2 separate regions of the Homo sapiens genome follow, and region 1 is linked to region 2. A link is a loop called in an ENCODE intact Hi-C map of the cell type or tissue named here. Cell type or tissue: mammary epithelial cell. All regions are shown on one strand.

The links. A loop is a pair of places that touch in the nucleus more often than their neighbours do. Peaks named below come from ENCODE experiments on the same cell type or tissue, not always from the same donor. Only the 100,000 strongest peaks of a DNase experiment are listed, where the experiment ranks them.
Region 1: a loop joins it to region 2, with 5 times the contacts of the local background. A loop is called at or near these places in 29 of 110 quality-filtered maps.

The regions. Positions count from the first base shown.
Region 1 is chr1:42,343,162-42,345,661 of GRCh38, forward strand. No RefSeq gene overlaps it. Among named protein-coding and RNA genes, the nearest start is that of FOXJ3, 9.2 kb to the left of the region's middle. In mammary epithelial cell, a CTCF peak has its summit at 1,293; no DNase peak of the experiment used is centred here.
Region 2 is chr1:42,730,152-42,732,651 of GRCh38, forward strand. No RefSeq gene overlaps it. Among named protein-coding and RNA genes, the nearest start is that of CLDN19, 8.8 kb to the right of the region's middle. In mammary epithelial cell, a CTCF peak has its summit at 1,090; a DNase peak (open chromatin) is centred at 1,040.

The DNA.
Region 1 (2,500 bases), 390 kb before region 2:
CACTTAAGAAGTGACAATACTGCAAACATAACAGGCATCTAATTCTGGAGTATGACAGTGTTGGCATAATTAGAATTTGAGGGCCGGGCACAGTGGCTCACGCCTGTAGTCCCAGCACTTTGGAAGGCTGAAGCAGGTGGATCGCTTGAGTCCAGGAGTTCTCAACCAGCCTGGGCAACGTGGAAAAACCCCATCTCTACAAAAAATACAAAAATTAACTGGACGTGGTAGCACACACCTGTAGTCCCAGCTACAAGGTGGGAGGATCACTTGAACCCAGAGGCTGAGGCTGCAGTGAGCCTGATCATGCCACTGCACTCCAGCCTGGGCAACAGAGATCCTATCTCAAAAAAAAAAGTGTGAGAGAGATGAAACAAGACTGGCAAAATGTTGATGTCTGTAGAAGTTCAGAGGAGGGAACGATGGCTTCCGTCAGAATCAGGAAACAGAAAAAGAAGTAATATTTTATATTAATAAATCCCTGTAATGTAAGAGTTGGAGATTATCCTCCTCATTTTATAGGCAAGGGAAACTGAGGTCACTTTGCTAGTGAATGGCAATATAAAGACTTGAGCATCAATTCATGACTTTGAAATCCCTCCTTTTGCTAACACACCACACAGACTGCTTAAATATGTCATCTCATATTCTATTTCAGTGAAAATGAAGAAGAGTTGCTTTACTACGTAAAGGAAACTTATTTGTAATTCCTATATCTTTCACCTTTCCTAAAGGATCTCATTTCCACCTTTTAGCAACTATTTTGAATACTTACTGACTTATGCTGTTTTCATTATATCTCATCTAAGTTCATGATTCATCCATGGCTTGCCCCCACTTTAATATGGTAGAATAAATAAGAAATGTTTCTTTTTGCAATGATTCTTAAAGCAAAATATGCTAAAAAGGCATGTGCACACACACACACACATGCGCACACAAAGACAAAGTTTCTTTTAATGTACTTAAGTAAAGTATTTCCCTTTTTAACTATTTAGCAGTTAATTTATGGCCTATACTATGTCCACTGCCCCCCATCAGATCTCTTTTTCTGCAGTGTTAAGTATAGCCAAGCTTAACTCTTCTAGTGGGGTTTCTTGTTCCATGCTACCATGAAATATACCACCCTTATTTCTACAAATTTCATCTGGAGTTGATCTTTTTCTAAAATGAAATTTGCTAGAAATGCTGGTGAAATGAATATTTATTTATTCAGTAAATATTTATTAAGTGCTAATTCTAGGTTAGGTATTGTGCTAAGGGCTGGGAGTACAAAGATAAAAGCAGTAGCTAGGGGGCAGTATAGCATAATAGCAATTAAGAGTAAGGGCTCCCCGCCAGCATGGTGGCTCACGTCTGTAATCCCAGCACTTTGGGAGGCTGAGGCAGGCGGATCACTTGAGGTCAGGAGTTCAAGACCAGCCTGGCCAACATGGCAAAACCCTGTCTCTACTAAAAATACAAAAATTAGCCAGGTGTAGTGCCGCGTGCCTGTAATCCCAGCTACTCGGGAGGCTGAGGCAGGAGAATCGCTTGAACCTGGGAGGTGGAGGCTGCAGGGAGGCGGAGGCTGCAGTAAGCCAAGATCACGCCATTGTACTCCAGCCTGGGCAACAAGAGCAAAACTTTGTCTCAAAAAAAAAAAAATGTGGGCTCCCTCGTCTGGGGTTAAATGGCCAGCCCTGCCACTCACTAGTTCAATGATTTTAGTTAGGCAAATTGCTTAATCTCTCTGAGCTTCAGTTTCCTCATCTGTAAATGGGGATAATAATAATACAGACAGTCCCCGACTTAAGATGGTTTGATTTAAAATTTTTTGACTTCACAGTGGTGTGAAAACAATATGCATTCAGTAGAAACTATACTTGAATTTTGAATTTTGATCTTTTCCCAGGCTAGCAATATGTGGCACAATACTCTTCCATGAGAGATTCAACATGTTATTATAAAATAATACATTTATTTTATTATTTATTATTTAGGCTTTATGATCGATGATTTTGCCCAACTGTAGGCTAATGTAATTGTTCTGGACATGTTTAAGATAGGCAAGGCTGATCTATGATGTTTGGTAGATTAGGTGTATTAAATGCATTTTCCACTTAGGATATCTTCAACTTCTGATGAGTTTATCAGGATGTAGTCCCATCCTAAATGAAGGAGCATCTGTACCTACCTGTGTAGGTATGCTGTGAGTTAATTGAAACCACGCACAGGTAGACTGCTTAACACAGTGCTTAGCACATGAGAAGTGCTATAAATGTTAGCTCTTCCTATTCCCCTGTATGGTTCATATAGGAAGGATAGTGGAAGAAGGAATTTGATCTGACTGAGGGTGAGCATTTTTTGTTGGTTTTTTTGGTTGGTTGGTTGTTTTGAGATGGGATTTCATTCTGTCACCCAAGTTGGAGTGCAGTGGCACCATCTCGGCTCCCTGCAACCTCTGCCTCCCAGGCGAGAGTGAGTGTTTTAAGGAAGAGTTTGCAGATACAGAAACACT
Region 2 (2,500 bases):
CCTTATATGTAACTAATCTCCAGCCATGCCAGCCAACCACTCCTCAGCGTTGCGGTGACCTCATGGGCCACCATGTGGCTGAAAGGGAGAGGAAAAGCTCTTTAGGCTTTGACTTGGTGATTCCATAGGATCCTTGTCAGCCTTTTGAGGCGTTGAAGAATTTTTTACACTTCACCCATTTTTAGTTGTTTTCAACAGGAGGGTTGGCCAGAATGAAATTGCCTGCAGTATTCTCATAAGTTGAACAAAATATATTTTTATGTTTGATGAGAAGAAAAAATTGGAAAGTACTACTTTGGGTGTTGCCTGTCTTCATTTGAAATTTTGCCTGTATCTTTTTTTTTTTTTTTTTTTTTTTGAGACGGAGTCTTGCTCTGTCACCCAGGCTGGAGTGCAGTGGCACGATCTCAGCTCACTGCAACCTCTGCCTCCCAGGTTCAAACGATTCTCCTGCTTGAGACTTCCGAGCAGCTGGGATTACAGCCACCCGCCAACACGCCTGGCTAATTTTTGTATTTTCAGTAGAGACGAGGTTTTACTACGTTGGCCAGGCTGGTCTCAATCTCCTGACCTCAGGTATCCGCCCACCTCAGCCTCCCAAAGTGCTGGCATTACAGGTGCACACCACCATACCTGGCTAACTTTTTGTTTTTTAAATAAATGTTTTTAAATTTTAAATAATTGAAACAGGGTTGTTGCCCAGGCTAGTCTCAAACTTCTAGCCTCAAACAATCCTCCTATCTCGGCCTCCCAAAGTGCTGGGATTACAGGTGTGAGCCACCACACCTGGCCTGGATCATGCTTAGTTGTAGCTCCTCATAATTTGCCAGCTGTAGACAAAAATCATAAAATGAACCACTTTCAATATACCTAATATGCAAATGACGGAGGAAAACAGGACAAGGTCAATTGAAATTCTCCCCTCAAAAAGGAGAAGCACCACACAGCTCTCACCAGCTTCACTGGTGTTTCTCAAACTTCACTGTGTGTCTGAATCACCTGGAGATCTTGTTAAAAATGCCACGTCTGAGTCACAGGGTCTGGGGCGGGGCCTGTGAATCTGCATTTCTAATGTTTCCAGGTGATGCGTTGCTGCCATCTGAGGGCTGTGCTTTGAGTAGCAAATCTCTGGAGTGTCCATCATCCTTACTTCCCTGGTCAGGAGGATTATATTATATGATACAACCAGCAAACCTTAGAGGTATTTTTAAACCTTTTATTTTTTTAATTTACAAACATACATAAGGAGAACCCCTAAGTACCACTGGGGTTCACCCATCTTATTTTATAACTTTCACTGCCTCTGAACTTTTTCTTTGTTATTTGAAAGCAAATGCAACCATTATATCATTTCAGCATGCACCCCTACCAGATAAGAATAATAAGAAACAAAAAAAAAGTATCATTATCACACAAAACTAACAATATTTGTAACACAAAATTAACAATAACTCCTTGATAATCTAGTAGTCAGTCCATACGCTCTATTCTCAGCTGCACAGTTTTTGAGCCTCTTCCCAAGCAATAGCATATTTTCCTGATCAGCTTCTCCAGGGGCTCAGGTTCACTCCTTTTTGCTGAACATCTTCTGTTTCTGTGCTCCTTGGCCCTGGGGCTGAGTACATGGGTGTATTCCTCCTACAATCATATTTTATGGCCTGCCAATTTCCTTCTGGGGTGGGGGGGGCGGGGAACAGGACGACTCTGTTTAGTAATACACAATGCTTTAGAATAAGGCAAAAGCCTTAGAATCATGCCTTTTGAGTCTGAGCCCTACCTTCCTGGGTCTCTCCCCAGTCCTTTAGCCTTAAGGCTAGGACAGTAAACAACAACCTGGACATGACGCCCGGATTATCAGCCCTGCCTCCAGTTGGCAGCCCAGGTGGCCTTGTTGTAGATATATGAGTGGGTTTGCTTCAGGAGAAGCCTGTGGGAACAGGCATCTCAGTCTTTTAGCTTCAAATTCCTCTGGTTTTTTCCCAGATATCTTCTCATTGCCAGGATCTCACTACATTTTAAATCAGTGTGTTAGTTGGTTGTTTAATTCAGCGAGACGTGTGGTTCTCTGACCCTCTGCATCTTTAATCCCTGGCTATAGGCAGAAAGGGCTTCCCCTAAGGAACAGACTGAAGCTTGTTCCCACTTTGCCATCAGGCACCCCCTCCAGCGCTCCCGCCGCCCCCCGCCACTTGCATGTATCTTGTCTGTCTTGCAGCCTATCCCTGAAACCCACAAGAAGTAGCCAGCACACTCTATCCTCGCATTCTCCATTGGACCCTGAATCTCAAGAGAGAATGACGTGTGGTTTCCTGGCCAGCTGCTTCATGACCAAATAGCAAGGACTGCCCAACACCCAGCCTAGAATAGGAGGATGATCCCACCCCTGCTCCACTGGCACCATATAACAGGATTCCGCAAGGCTGTGCTGAGTTTCCAGGTTCCAAATCCTGTTAGGTAGGGCTCTTCTGGCTGTGTGGGACAGGATTCAAACTCAACGTTT